2 separate regions of the Homo sapiens genome follow, and region 2 is linked to region 1. A link is a loop called in an ENCODE intact Hi-C map of the cell type or tissue named here. Cell type or tissue: dorsolateral prefrontal cortex. All regions are shown on one strand.

Region 1 (8,000 bases):
ATACAGTCAGCCCTCTATATCTGAGTTCCATATCCATGGATTCAACCAACCATAGATGCAAAATATTCAGGAAAAAAACCACATTTGTACTGAACATGGACAGATTTTTCTTGTCATTAGCCCCTAAACAATACAGTAAAACTATTTACATAGCATTTGCATTGCATTAGGTATAACTAATCTAGAGATTATTTAAAGTATACACGAAGATGTGTGTAAGTTATATGCAAATACTATGCCATTTTTAATTTTTTTTTAAGACATGGGGTCTCAGTATGTTGCCCAGGCTGGCCTTGAACTCTTGGGTGATCCTCCCACTTCAGCCTCCTGAGTAGCTGGGATTATAGGCACGCACCACCAACCTGTCTTTATTATGCCATTTCAAATAAGAGGATTTTGGTATCCTGGAGGGGAAGGGGGTTGTGGCGGTTTTGGCACCAATCCACCATGGATACTGAGGGACAACTGTACTTGAAAATGGTAATCAAGTCATCACTTTCAAGCCTAGTTGAATCCAGTGCTTCATCTACTCCACACCTGCACCCACACAGCTGAATGTGTCTGAAGAAAAACACATAATTGTGCTGATTGATCTCACTTTAAATTCATGACCACCCATTTCCTAACAAAGCTGACCCCTCCATTTGAACACGTAAATCTAATTCCATCTCTTCTGCTCAAGGATACAACTCCCACAATTGCCCCTTCCTCCTACATGTTTTATTTTCCCATCTGTACTCAACATGCAGTATTTCTATCATTTTTTTAAGGCACTCACAATCCCACTTTCCTGTCCTGGTATGACCCCATTTCCACACTTTGAAACAAATAGACTTGCTCTGTACAGTTTCTCTCTTCCTGTTCTCACTTAAACCCACTCGGAGTATGCTTTTGCCTGATTGCTCCATCAAAACTGCTCCTGCCAAGCTCTCCAATGATCTCCAAAGTGGAAATCCAGATTCTTCATCTTACTTGACTTAGCAGCCTTTGACCTGGTTAAACATTATTTCCTTCTTGAAGCACTTTCTTCACTTGACTTCCGGGACACCACATGGTCTCAAATGCTTCCTCTCAGTCTTGGCTGGTTCCTTTACTCCCCAACCTTTCAATGTTGGAATACTCCCAGCCTCCCTTGCCCTGGAACTTCTCTTTCTTATTATCTGTCTATATCTCTAGCTTCATCTCTCAATCTATCATGATTCCCATTCAAGTTAGAACAGGCTAAGTCTTCCTGGGTTAAAAACAACCACACCCCAGTCCCAGTAGCTTAAGAAAGGTTTCTCACTCATGTTGCCTTTCAGTTGTGGTTTGCCTAGGTATTGTATCCCATGTTGTCCTTTCTCTGGGACACAGCTCGTAGAGCAGCTACCATAAAGAGTACTGCCAGCTGCTGTGACAGAGATAAGAATGTGACATTGTGCATTAATTACTAAAGCTTCCATCCAGAAGTAACATGTATTATTTCCACTTGATTTTAGTTGGACAGAGCAAGTCACAGGGCCATGATGAGTAGAAAAATACAATTCTAACATAAAACCATATTAGAAGGTGAAATGGAAATATTTGGTGAATGACACTAGTGATTACCAAAACTCCCAAATGTGTATCTCCTGCCTAGGCTTCTCACTAAACTCTTTTTTTCATTACCTAACTCTCTGCTCAGCATCTTCACTTAGATATCTAAAACCTCAAACTGGCCGGGTACTGTGGCTCATGCCTGTAATCCTAACACTTTGGCAGATTGAGGCAGGTGGATCACCTGAGGTCAGGAGTTCAAGACCAGCCTGGCCAATATGGTAAAACCTTGTCTCTAACTAAAAAATACAAAAGTTATCTGGGCATGGTGGCGTATGCCTATAGTCCCAGCTATTTTGGAGGCTGAGGCAGGAGAATCACTTGAACCCAGGAGGCGGAGGTTGCAGTGAGCCGAGATCGTGCCACTGCATTCCAGCCTGGGCAGCAGAGTGAGACTCCAACTCAAAAAAAAAAAACAAAAAACCTCAAACTAAGCATCTTCAAAACTGAGGTCTACTCTTCTCCTCACTCCAAACCAAACCTCCTCCTACAGTTTTTTAATCTCAGTTCATGGCAACTCCATGAACTCCATATATAAGCCTCATAAGGGTTTATTGTTGTATCTTCAATGCCAAACAAAATGTGTGGCAAAAAGTAGGTTGAACAAATGAATTGATGAATAAATATTGTGTTTCTGTCTCAGTTCATGCTCTGATTTCTTCACATCTTTAAAAAATGGTAAAGTAGATACCTTACTTAAAAAGATTCTGACTAATTGAATGTAATGATCAACACTGTAGCTCGAGCATACAGGGCCTGTTACTATACCAAATACTGTGTTGAGTTCCTTGCATTCTCTGCCTCTCCCACCCAACAATTAGCCTACAAGTGCTATACAAGTAGTTCTCTGACACTGTTAGCCTCCTGAGTCCGAGCCTTCACTACCTACATCCCCTCCCTCTTCATCCCATATGGCCATTCTCTCTCCATATGTGCATACAAACCTTTTGGGAATCCATTGCATATGTCACATTTTTTAAACAGGTTATCCTGTGATGCACATTAGACATTTCTAAGACCATTTACTACAAGGTTGATTTTTCTTTGAGAACTTATTATATTTACTTTTGGACTCAACACATTTTTTCTCATTAAGCTTCTCAAGTCATCTCTCCTTACTCATCAGACAAATGCCATTCCAGGTGAGGAATTTTGTGTCCTAAAAGCCTGAGTTTTTAAAGAGCTATTTGCAAATTATTGTTATTTTCTGGATCTGACTGACATACCAGGTGAGAGTTGTCAGCTGTTAGCTGACAGTTGCAAATCCAGGGGCCTTAAGTCAAGACTCCAGATAAGAAACACAGCAGCCCAAACTAAAGGTACTATTTCCAAATACATGTCTAGGTATTTGCTTCTCTTTTTTTAGAATAAGATCAGATTATATATAAATTATATTATTGCATAGTATCTCTTTCATAAGGTCTGTTATGGTGATAAAAATCAATAAATATATGTGAAGTGCTTAGAACAGTACAATGCAATTTAAGTATGTGTTGCTATTTTCTTTTCCTTAAGATGACTAATTATTTAATAGTCTAAGTGGGTACTATATTAGGGTTCTCTACAGGGACAAAATTAATGGAATAGACATATATATAAAGGGGAGTTTATTAAGTATTAATTCACATGATCACAAGGTCTCACAATAGGCCGTCTGTGGGCTGAGGAGCAAAAAGAGCCAGTCTGAGTTCCCAAACTGAAGAACTTGGAGTTCGATGTTTGAGGACAGGAAGCACCCAGCCTGGGAGAAAGATGTAGGCTGGGAGGCTAGGCCAGTCTCTCTTTTCAGATTTTTCTGCCTGCTTATATTCTAGCTGTGCTGGCAGCTAATTAGATTGTGCCCACCCAGATTAAGGGTGGGTCTGCCTTTCTCGGCCCACTGACTCAAATGTTAATCTCCTTTGGCAACACCCTCACAGACACACCCAGGATCAATAATTTAATCCATGATTGAATCCTTCAATTCAATCAAGTTGACACTCAGTATTAACCATCACAGGTATACTCTCTTAAATTAGAATCCAAAATATAATCTTCATGTGCTGTTGTTATTAATATTTCAAATCTTTGGTAGATTAAAATAATATGACTTAAGTAGTTTAAATTCACAGTGTAATTGTAACTATACATATGTTTGGAAACCTGGATATATCAATGCAGTATGTGAGACAGGAAAATAATTAGGTTACAAAGACAGTACAGATCTAATAATTCTGTCCTGTTGGAGCACATAACAGAAGAAAAACACACGAGAGGTAACACTGAGACCTAATAAAAACAACCAAAAGGAACTGCCCAGCAGAGAGGAAGAGACTCAGACGCAGCAGTTTTGGCCGCGTAACTGATTGACTAAGCAACCTGAAGCCTGTCATGAATCGGTGTTTTATTCAAATGTGAATAAAGATGACTGCCCCAAATTTTAGTTACCACGGTGTGAAAACATTCATTTTTCACTGTCAGTCAGAAAATATAAATTCTCTGTTAGCTATGTCTCCAGACACACTCTCAGCCATGGCTGGAATAAGCTTTGATTCCATCTAGGCTGGGAGTGTAAACTACTCATTTCCTCACACTGTACCACGGCTATCCCAATACAGGCCTCCAGGAGGCAGTGTCTCTTCATTTTAACTGAGTGCATGAATTCTGCCAGTTCTTCAATATACTTAACTTCTGTCTTCATTCTCCTAGGAAACCTTTCTAGTCCAAGAGAAAGTATTCTGTAATGGTAGCCCTCCCACTGGCCCACCCATCATGGAATAATGCATCATGACTTTGCTAGGTTGGGTGAGTTCGTTCAAAGGTCACACACAGGCCTTTGGTTTCGGGAAAGGTAGAGAGAAAGGGACCACAATTTTGAGAGTAAAAGGACAGGAATGATTTTATGTTTGCAGCACTTGAGGGAAGATGTGATTTTTAAAACAGAGCTTAAAAACCTAAACAAACAAAAAATTCTTGGCCCTCATATGTGTATAGGTTGTCCTAAGGAATGCCTTTATTGCTTTACATATGACAACCAAAGTTCCTGTTGAGACCTCAGGTTGACACTTTGTTACTTTTCCCACTGAAAGTTGCTTTTGATGTTCGTTCGCACTGATTTTTACCTTCAACCAAGCCCTTGGATGTGATGTTAGCCATTGCCACTATCAAATACCCTAGAAGAGTGGATATAACCCTTTTTTGATGAGTGTCTTTGAAGTTCCAATGAGATACATGTATATTGCTGAACCTACACATATGTATATATCTTTATGCTTTGCTAACAATTTCAAGGATCTCCTAGACTTTGTTCAGTAAAGTCTTCTAGGTGAAGAAGAGAGAGCCCCTTACAGCTCTCTCACTGCTATCCTAGGTCAATTAGATTAGTCTGGTAATTAAGTGGTTTTTTGTGAACCAGTAACTGTATTGAAAGTCAAATATCAACAATTCAGGAAAACTGTCTTTGACTTCTTTATTTGGAAATATTCTATGAAGAGAGAATTTTTAATCACCACATAGGACTGATGTTTTATTTGTAGTTTGATCACCAGGTAACTGCTTCATTCATGCATTTCATTTATTTTTACTATCATTACCTCGCTTTACATAATAATATTTAACAATTACTGTAATCAGAACACTATTCACACTTTAACCAAGTGTCTTTTATGACACTCCTGAGAAAGAGATATCTCTTCTGGATAACCAAGCCAGAGAAGAATAGTTCAATAGCTTTATTACTATGATAGTGAAAGTTGATATCAATGCTAAATTGATGACTCTCTATCCTAGGATCATCAAACCACACCTTTCTCCTTTATAAAAGTCAGCAATACTTCCACATTTGCTAATTTCATAAATGATTTAGTAATATCAACTAATACAAAGTATTTGCAAAGCATCTGAAAAAAGTCATTTTCAGACAAAATCCTCATCAAGCTTAAAATTTCATGTCCTAAATTTAGAATATTATAGTCACAAAAACTACCTCCATTTTATCATAAAGTGTCTATTGATGTCACCACCACTGTCATTGTTGCAATTGTCATTCATTGGTTCAAGCTTTAAGATCAGAGTGGCACCTAGTGGTACATTCTTTTTCTTTTCCCCCTCTTTTGTTCTGCTTCAAATTATCAACAGGTACACTTTGAATACACATTGAGTACTCATTATAACAACTTTATTAATGAAATGCTTACTACCACCACTTCCCTAAACTTATAGAAACAAATCATTTTGGAATTTGAAATCTCATATTTTGAAAATACGTGACACGAAAATGTTGTTGACAGAACGGAAGCTCATTGGTAATATTTACTGACAATGAAAGTTCTAAAATGGAATATAAAAATGAGATGTTTCTTTAAAAATCAAGAAATGTAAAAGGCATGCTAATATGATAACGGCCATCCCAAGACAATAACTCAAGAATTAACTGTCTGCAAATAATCATCTGTGAAACAGTACCTTGACTTTAAAGTCCTTAAAAATGCAAGCATGAAGATAACGGAGCTAATCATACTAATTAACTCACTGTGCCTTGTAACAAATTAATTTTGAGTAAAGGAACAGGCAACTAGAGAAAAAGGCCAAAATCTCAATTAGTTAATCTGAATAGAACATAAATACTCTCAGAACTTTTTTGGCCTTTAGAATAAGAGTAGAACCGGGAGGGTGGGAGCAGTGATCACTCCATGCTGACAGCCTGGAATTGTTATTTATGGCACCGTTTTTCAGTTCTACATTCCAATGCGAGAATTTACCACGTTTGGGCAGCAGAACATGACAGGTTGACGTAGACTATCCATAACAGGCTCCACCCTCAGAGAACTAATCTAACCTGAAACTTTAACAAGCTCTTCCTATTACTAGGAATAATAGCTTAGCTTCTGTTTAAAATGTGTTCCTGACAGGCAAACTTTGTAGACTAGGTCCTGCTCAGTACCATCAGCATTCATTTTTAGTCAGCAAGTTCTAGGTAAGAGTCCTTTGCATACCTGCTACCATTTTTCAAAGACTATATCACCATTCTAATAAATGCTGATATTGTGAATGTTTAGAAAGTAAAAATATAAAGTAAGAGTCACTCCTTACTCCTAGAGGATCTAGTTCTTGTATCTGCCCATTCCTGTCTCCTCAGCTTCTTCTTCCACAGGTTTGAGCTTCCATGTCTTCAAAGGTACTCAGGTGTTACCGGCTGAAAAGCTGTGTTTCACTGATGCTACCACGTCTCTCTCCAGCCACCACCCTCAAGGTAGCCTTCCTTTCACAAAGTTCTTTAAAGGATATTCTAAATACAGTGTTTTCATGCTCTCACACACACACACACCTTAAAATTCCTGTCATAACCAGCCCCTCCCACACCACATTCATAAATATAAATAAATGAAATAAAATAAAATAAAATAAAATAAAATAAAATAAAATAAAATAAAATAAAATAAAATAAAAATCAGGCTTCCCAAACTACTTTTCTTCTGAAATCTGTCAAGGCTGACCGATGACCTCACCAAATCCAGTAGCTTTTTCTTAACCCTTAGTTTCCAAGGCCTGTCTGTTCTAGTCGACATTATTGACTACTGTCTTCTCAAAATGCTTTCTCCTCTTGGATTCCAGGACACCACATTTCTCTGATTTTCCTCCTCCCTTTACAACTCCAGGACATATATCATATATTCTCTGTCTGAGTACTATATACTTCTACTATGTGAATGAGTACAGTATTGACCACAATTATGTGTATTTTTTCCTTAAAGAAGAGAAGGTAATACAAGGACAATGGAATGACGAGGGAGAGGGACAACAATGTACTTTTTGGCCAATTACACCTTTGTGTGATGTCTGCAAAGCACACCCCATTCTGAGTAGCTAGATGTGTGGTTTAAAGGAGAACTTGGAGACTCACAGGACATAGGAGACATCTGGCCTTCTGAGACCAATTGGGTGCATTCTAAATACCTCCTGAGCCCCCAGCAGGCCTACTAACAGATATGACCTTAGGTAGATTACATTGATTCATAGCCTTTTCCAATAGCTTATTTGTTTTTAACATTATCATTTACTGTGTTTAAGATTTCTATTCAACAGACTTTTTAAAAAAAGTTTTAAACCGTAAGGATATGCTCTGACCATTTTTTGAAATTATCAGGTGTCAGTTTGACAAAATTACCAACTCTGAGTATATTCTTAATATTAAAATTACAAATGTTTTGTCCTTTATTTAGTTATTCAAGTAAGCAGAGGAAGGCACATTCTCTAAAGGCAATTAGAGGAAGCTTGTTGAAAAGATCATTTTGGTTGTTTTCATTCTGTTATGAAATGCCACTTCTGTTATAAAATGTCATTCTGTTCATTTCATTCTCTAACAAACTTCATCCTGTTAGATATCTCAGAACTCAAACTACGAAGAATTTTAAAGCAAATGAGTAAATTGATTGTGAAAACATGAT
Region 2 (8,000 bases), 220 kb after region 1:
GGCTTTTGATTCAAATCCAGGATTTGGCACTGGCCACTTAGCTCCAGAGTCCATGCTCTTAAGCCCCAGGCCACACAGCCCAAGTTGAGACTTTTAGAGAAGTCTGCTATTTCATTGCTGAACTACATAGCATAATTGATGACAGGTATACACAGGCTACAAAAAAAAAAAAAAGAGAGAGATTCCTTTGTTGTATTATAGTGACTTATGAGTGTTTTTTTGTTTTTGGGGTTTGTTTTTTTTTTTTTTGAGACGGAGTCTCGCTGTGTCACCAGGCTGGAGTGCAGTGGTGCAATCTCGGCTCACTGCAACCTCCACCTCCCGGGTTCAAGAGATTCTCCTGCCTCAGACTCCCAAGTAGCTGGGACCACAGGCACGTGCCACCACACCCAGCTAATTTTTGTATTTTTAGTAAGGTTTCACCATATTGGCCAGGATGGTCTCGATCTCTTGACCTTGTGATCCGCCCACCTCAGCCTGCCGAAGTGCTGGGATTATAAGCGTCAGCCACTGTGCCTGGCCTTATGAGTGTTTCTTAGCTCCCTCAGTAGAATACCTGGAGTCCAGACTCCTTTAAGGCTAATTGCATGCTGATTCCAATCTTATATCCCACTTAGAATAGTACTTTGTGTAATAGAGGATTTAGCAAATGTACCAAGTCCACTATGTTATACAATACCACAAAGATCCCCCAGAGAGTGATGTAATGTGCTTCAGACTTGTCATATGGCAGCTGCTATGGAACAGTAAACTTCTAATTGTGTCAATAAATAGCATGGATGAGATATGCCAAGCACCATTCCAACCAACACAAGCAGTGGTCTGGGAACAGTGCTGCAAAGATGGCAAGGTGCTGTGTCCAAAGATCTCACAGAGTCAAACATAGGTAATTGTACACATTTTGTTTTGTTTTTTGTTTTGTTTTGTTTTGTTTTGTTTTGTTTTTTGAGACAGAGTATCACTCTTATTGCCTAGGCTGGAGGGCAATGGCGCAATCTCAGCTCACCACAACCTCCACCTCCCAGGTTCAAGCAATTCTCCTGCCTCAGTCTCCCAAGTAGCTGGGGTTACAGGCATGCACCACCATGCTCAGCTAATTTTGTATTTTTAGTACAGATGGGGCTTCTCCATGTTGGTCAGGCTGGTCTTGAACTCCCGACCTCAGGTAATCTGCCCTCCTCGGCCTCCCAAAGTGCTGGGATTACAGGTGTGAGCCACCGCTCCCGGCCTGCACACATTTTTGTGCAAAAGAAATTACCTCTGCTTCTTCCCAAAAGCCTGAAATACAAAAGTAAAGGAATGAACACTAATAAACCCAAAATCATAAGAAGCTCAGTAAAGGAAATGATGTTAAATGTTAATTAATTTTGGAAGATGGTAAATAAATGGGCAAGGAATTTGGGGGAATAAGAGACAAAGTCTACCTCATAGGTAGGGTGTGGCACAGGGCTAATAGAAGACTTTTTCGGATTCTTCATCAATAGTAGTAGAGTCCCAGGTCACCTCCTCCCAACAAACACAAGATAGGCAGAAGACAAGTTTACTTCTGGAGAGGCCGAACTGGAGGTGCCCTGTGCTCCAGGCACAGCTGAGGGCAGCACTGAGGTAAAATTAAAACCGAGGAACAAAGTAAAAGTCTACATACTGAATAAACAAGAACCCCACCCCTTTCTCTCATTCGGCTCTGAGAATATAGGCTTATATTCCTCAAAAAGAAGATCAGAAAATTCCTCTCCAAAGGAAGTCATCAGCCTCTTAGAAATAATTGTGGTACTAACTTCTTAAACTATTTAAAAAGATTTTTTTGCCATTTTACACACCCACACATAAATACATACCAAAAAATTCTAAGCTCCTTAAAAACTAAATTTGTATCCTAGTCATATTTCCAGCCCATAAGACAGAGCTTTGCATGTAATAAATGCTCAGTAAATATTCATTGAACATAAATTTCAGCTGGAAAACTTCTAAGAATACAATATTTACTGCTATGCATCTAGACATGGAGTTCGATTCTTAACAGCCAAAAACTGTTCCCCCAAAACTTCCTAACTCCAACTAAAAACCGAAACCAAAGTGGCCAAGAGTATTTGTTGTGCTCAGGGTGAATATATAACACAACCTCTTCTCTCTGCTTCCTCCAGTGTGGTGTTCAGAAGCCCACTGTGTAAACTTAGATGAGATTATAGCACTGATCTTCATAATCAAAGATGGTGGTTTGATGATTGGTGCCCACACAATCTAAATAAATACATTGTATTTTCTATGGCCTATTTAGTAACATTATGATCACCTTATAAATGAAGTTTTAAGTTTGAAAACTTCTTAAAGTTGTTGAGATTTTTTTGATATGTTTTCTTTTCCTCAGAGTGAAACTCATTGCATTAGATTTTATTTATTTATTTATTTATGTATTTATTTATTTGAGACAGTCTTGCTCTGTCGCCCAGGCTGGAGTGCAGTGGTGTGATCTCTGGTCACTGTAACTCCCGCCTCCTGGATTCAAGTGATTCTCCTGCCTTAGCCTTCCAAGTAGCTGGGATTACAGGCGCCCACCACCATGCCTAGCTAATTTTTGTATTTTTAGTAGAGATGGGGTTTCACCATGTTGGCCAGGCTGATCTCAAACTCCTGACCACAAGTGAACCACCCACCTCGGCCTCCCCAAGTGCTGGGATTACAGATGTGAGCCACCATGCCTGGCCAGATATTATTTTTTGTTAAAGAGGAAGGAATGGTAATTAAGCACTTAAAAATATAGAAAGTTTTATTACAAGATAAAAGTTGGAAAATATGCACTTTACTTCTATAATTTTTTAACATTCCCTAGCCCAGGCTACACTGATTTTATGCTGTCAGTTCTGGGAAGACATCTGTGGTATTCGTCACTATCCGTTAATATTAGCTGTTGATAAGTGTCACTAAGTGATTTTGAGGTTTTAAAAAGCAATTGGTGCCTTGGGAGTTTTCAGCAAGGCTGTGCACATACCAACAGTTGGCAACAGTTCAGGAATGGGGTGGCCAAGTCGCTGACCTTTTCTTTAAGCAAACAGGTACAGAAGAAGGAGAATGGCAATAAGGGGAAAAGGCAGAAGCAAGAATCATTTTTTTTTTTTGATAGATGAGATCAGCTTCACTTAGAGAATAAACTTTTACATTATGATGCAAGGTTGGAAAACAGCAATTCTGAAACAAAGGGTGCGTTCAAGGAGGATGATTATACGTGATCCTCACAACAGCCTTGCAGGGTAAGTATTTTCACCTCCACCGTAGAGATGACAAAAACAAATATCCAGAGAGTATGTCTCTGGTGGTGGACAGACCACCAGCGACCATCCTTAACACCTTCTTCCTCCATCCCGGCAGTGGGTGTGCCGTGGCCTCATTGAGACATCCTTCCCTTTGAGCAGTCAAGCAGGAACAGCTTCTCGGAGCTCTGCCTCCTTCTCCTGGCTCTGCACTGAGGATTTCACTTCTCTAGCAACCCTTGGATAAGCACTGCTCATCACTCCATATCCCTGAGTCAAGAATGGTGCAGGAGAGTTCTTACTCTATAATGCTTCTTCTCCTTTACATAAAAGTCACTCCTCTAGAGGACATGTCACTTTGTACACCACCCCTTGCTTTCCATAATGCCATCATCTACCCACCTCCATGTCAGACCCATCAAAGAAGTCTTTGATATGAGGATCACTCTATTATTCCTTTCAACTGCTGGAAGAATGATGCAAAAAAGACAGTGGATGTGACCCAAGTTCGCTTCGCTTCTACTTTGCCATTTTGCCTGTGGCTATAGCCCAAATATCACCCTGGATACCATTGAGAACCACCTGCAACTTGGAGAGCTACCAGCTTTGGCACTGTATCCATTTGCTAATGACTGAGCTGTGCAATACTGAAGTATCTGGATTTAATTATATATCATTAATAGAAATTACAGAAATTCAAATTTCTAGTATCCAGCAATATTTGGAAAGGCTAGAAGTATTTTTTCAACATTACCAGTAACCTTAAAATAATAAAAAGATGACTAGATTCAGACCATGACCCACTGCCTGAAATGCTACCATTTCAAGACCCAGGGAGGTGATTGAGCAGGGATTATAAATAATGATCAGCTGAAAGTAGCTAGGCAGCAGCAAGAGACAGTGGGGAGACTTCAAAGGCTGCCCTTCAATGGCAGCATCACCTCCCCACACCTCCAAATAGTCTCTATTCGGGACTCTGCCCCTGTGATATAATTGACTGCTGATAACCTAAAATATTATCCTTCCCTGGCCAATGTTTATAGTTAGGTTCTACGAAAATGTCTATATCTGCTTTTCGTAAACATCCTAGTGACCATACTCCTTATAAATCTGCAATTTATAATCTTCAGTTCTTAGCACGAAAATTTAAAAATAACTCCCTTCTTGAAAAAAATTCAAATCTCATGTATACTATGGTCTTATAGTGGGGCTGGAGACTAACATTCGTGTTATCTATTCACACGCCGACATTTCTGCTTTCCTCACAATCCGTTATATATTAATATCTTCCCACACGAGTCATGTGGCTCAGTGGAAATTGACTCCATTCCAGCTCCAGGGATGGATTCTGATCAGTCTAAGTTGATCATGGTAATCCAATCCCCTTGGTTTAGGAATCCAAGCTTTAAAAAATCAACACGTGGCAGTGTTCCACAGCTGGTATCGATCCAGAGGTGAACACAAGATTTAAGTTGGTACAATCAAATTATTCCATGATTGAGCATTTTCTCCCTCTGCAACTGGATGTGAACAAAGAAGCATGTGACCAGCATGCTGTTGAGATCCATCTGGCCACCATGCAGGAAGCCAGCTGAAGACCAGCCAACATATATAGGAAGGCAGAGTCGGGGAAAAAGATCACAGAGAAGCTGAGCCAGAGCCTTGATTATACTGTGCCTGGAGACAGCCTACCTTCAGACTTCCTGCTCCTAGAGTAGTAAATGTCCTCATGAATTAAGCTAGTTTGAACCAAGTGTTCTCTCACTTCTAGCTAAAAGCCTCCTGATTGGCACTACATATATGTTACAGATATTTTTGAATAAAGATAGTTATATATTTGAAGAAAACACCTGGGCCAGGCGCAGTGGCTCATGCCTGTAATCACAGCACTTTGGGAGGCCAAGGTGGGCAGATCACCTGAGGTCGGGACTTCGAGACCAGCCCGACCAACATGGAGAAACCCCGTCTCTACTAAAAATACAAAAAAATTACCTGGGTGTGGTGACGCATGCCTGTAATCCCAGCTACTCTGGAGGCTGAGGCAGGAGAATCGCTTGAACCTGGGAGGTGGAGGTTGCGGTGAGCCCAGATCGCACCATTGCACTCCAGCCTGGGCAACAAGAGCGAAACTCCATCTCAAAAAAAAAAAAGAAGAACATCTGATGGCTACCTACCAAACTGAACATTTAACCTCTAGTGAATGGCACTGGGATTAGTGGTGTGGGAGCCAATATTGACATGGGAGGAGTTTTATGTTTCATATTGTATGTCGCTACTCTTTTATTCTCACAATAAGTATACACAACTTTTTAGTAATAATGGTTTTAAGGTAGCTGGATGAAGAGATTGACTAGTACATCTTTCAAGAATATCTCCATACCTCAATATTCTGACTTTCTTCTTTATTATTATTCTAAGAGGCTTGAAACCACCAATTATATAAGAAAAATCATAATAGACAAGGTTTATGGTGTCTACCTGGCCCAAGCATCTGTTTACTGAGAAATAGCCTACTTTACTACTTTTCTCTCCCCACACCTCTGTCTCTCTCTCCTCTTCCCCACACCCCACCACACATACACAAACACAGACAGGCCCCACAAGCTACATTTCTACTATAGACCCTGCTGTCCTGGCCACAGCCTCTTAGCCTGGTAGTAGACACCTGACCAAAATATGCTTTCTGCCCTTGACTGAAAAGTTTGTCTTTCTGCTAATAATCAGGCAGAAAGAGAATTGTTTGGATCTCAGCAGCAGGGATTAGGTTAGACATAAAGAAAAATGATGGCTATGAGATACTTAATAATCTGTTATGAGATAATAATAATTTTATAATCACAGTATGTAATTCACTTCTAAGCTTTTTGTGTATTATGTGTTTCTCTTTAGTTATTTGGGCTTTTTGTTTGTTTGTTTGTTGTTTGTTTGTTTGAGACAGGGCTCGCTCTGTCAACCAGGCTGGAGTGTGGTGGCACGATCACAGCTCACTGCAGCCTCTACCTCCCAGGCTCAAGCAATCCTCCCACACCAGCCTCCCAAGTAGCTAGGACTACAGGCACGTGCCACCACACCCAGCTAATTTTTCTGGTTTTGTAAAGACAGGGTCTCACTATATTGCCTAGGCTGGTCTCAAACTCCTAGGCTTCCCAAAGTGCTAGAATAACAGGTGTGAGCCACCATCTTCAGCCTCTTTAGTTTCTAAAAGCACATGCCACCCTAACTTTGAATGCTTCCAATAAACTCCCTTCTTGCTTAAGGAACTAGAGATGTATTTCCAATAATTTCAATCAAGAGTCTTAAACTGCGACAAGTACGGAATTGAAGTTTAAGTGTTCAGTTATTACTTACTTCCATAGGCAATATTCAGATTTTTTTAAATGTCCAGAGAGAGGCACATCCACTGGAAGACCTAAGTAGAAGTGTCTGTTTGACTTGCCCAGGATGGTTGGCTTGCAGACCGTAGCTACATATAGCTCCTCAATGCCAGAGTGATGAAGAAATGGCCATCTCAAATGATACAATATTGGGGCTAAAATAAACTAAAGATAACAGCACATATTTCATAAATTACTAAAAAGGAAAACCACATTTTACCTTAGGTATGTTCTATACCCTGCTTTATTTCAAGAAAGACTTCAAGGAGGGTTATAAAAATGCATAACAGCTGGGTGCAGTGATTCATGCCTGTAATCCCAGCACTTTGGGAGGCCAAGCAGGTAGATCACTTGAGGTCAGGAGTTCGAGACCAGCCTGGCCAACATGGCGAAACCCTATCTCTACAACAATACAAAAGTTAGCTGGGCGTGGTGGTGCACACCTGTAATCCCAGCTACTTGGGAGACTGAGACAGGAGAATTGCTTGAACCCAGGAGGCGGAGGCTGCAGTTAGCTGAGATCATGCCACTGCACTGGGTGACAGAGTGAGACCATGTTTCAAAAAAAATGCATAACATACTATGATGATTAATTTTACGTATCAACTGGACTGGACCACAGTATCCAGTTATTTGATCAAACTTATTTTAAATGTTTCTGTGAAGGTGTTTTTCATGTGAGATTAATATTTTAATCAGGAGACTTTGAGTAAAGCAGATTATTCTCCATATTATCGAGGGGCCTCATCCAGTTAGAATTTTTAATAGAAAAGACTGACTTCCCCAAAAAGGAGGGAATTCTGCCAGCAGAGTGTCTTCTCACTCAAACTGCAACACCAACACTTTCCTGGCTCTCCAGCCTGCTGGCCTACCCTGCAGATTTTGGACTTGTAAGGCTCCACAATTGTATGAGCCAATTCTTTAAAATAAATAGATGACAGATATAGATAGATAGATAGATAGATAGATAGATAGACAGATAGATAGATACAAACATCTATTAGAGTTCTCTGGAAAACTCTAATAAAAGTATCAAAGAATTTATGATAAAATCATAAAATGAGGATGGGGAAAAGATAATGCAGGGATAAAGTTTTCATCCAAGATGCATGCCATAGATCTTGCACCCTTTTTAGATATGGGCCACAATTTTGACTCTGAGTTTCCTAGCAACCAACTCAAAAAAGTAAACCTAATTATATATATAATTTAAGAGTATCCATAAAATAAAAATATAGTTGACTTGAACAATGTGGAGGTGAGGGGTGCTGGCCATGAATGTAGTCAAAAGTCCACTTAACTACTAATAGCTACTGTTGACTGGAAGCCTTACCTATAACATAAACAGTCAACTAACACATATTTTGTATGCTGCATA

Evidence for each region. A loop is a pair of places that touch in the nucleus more often than their neighbours do. Peaks named below come from ENCODE experiments on the same cell type or tissue, not always from the same donor. Only the 100,000 strongest peaks of a DNase experiment are listed, where the experiment ranks them.
Region 2: it touches region 1 in a loop (5-fold over the local background); 2 of 110 quality-filtered maps call a loop at or near these places.

Annotation. Positions count from the first base shown.
Region 1 is chr14:38,717,852-38,725,851 of GRCh38, forward strand. No RefSeq gene overlaps it. Among named protein-coding and RNA genes, the nearest start is that of LINC00639, 200 kb to the right of the region's middle. In dorsolateral prefrontal cortex, CTCF peaks have their summits at 4,168 (motif pointing right) and 4,371; a DNase peak (open chromatin) is centred at 4,170; H3K27ac peaks cover 326 bases.
Region 2 is chr14:38,940,096-38,948,095 of GRCh38, forward strand. No RefSeq gene overlaps it. Among named protein-coding and RNA genes, the nearest start is that of LINC00639, 27 kb to the left of the region's middle. In dorsolateral prefrontal cortex, no CTCF peak of the experiment used is centred here; DNase peaks (open chromatin) are centred at 4,836 and 7,473; H3K4me3 peaks cover 4,335 bases; H3K27ac peaks cover 7,444 bases.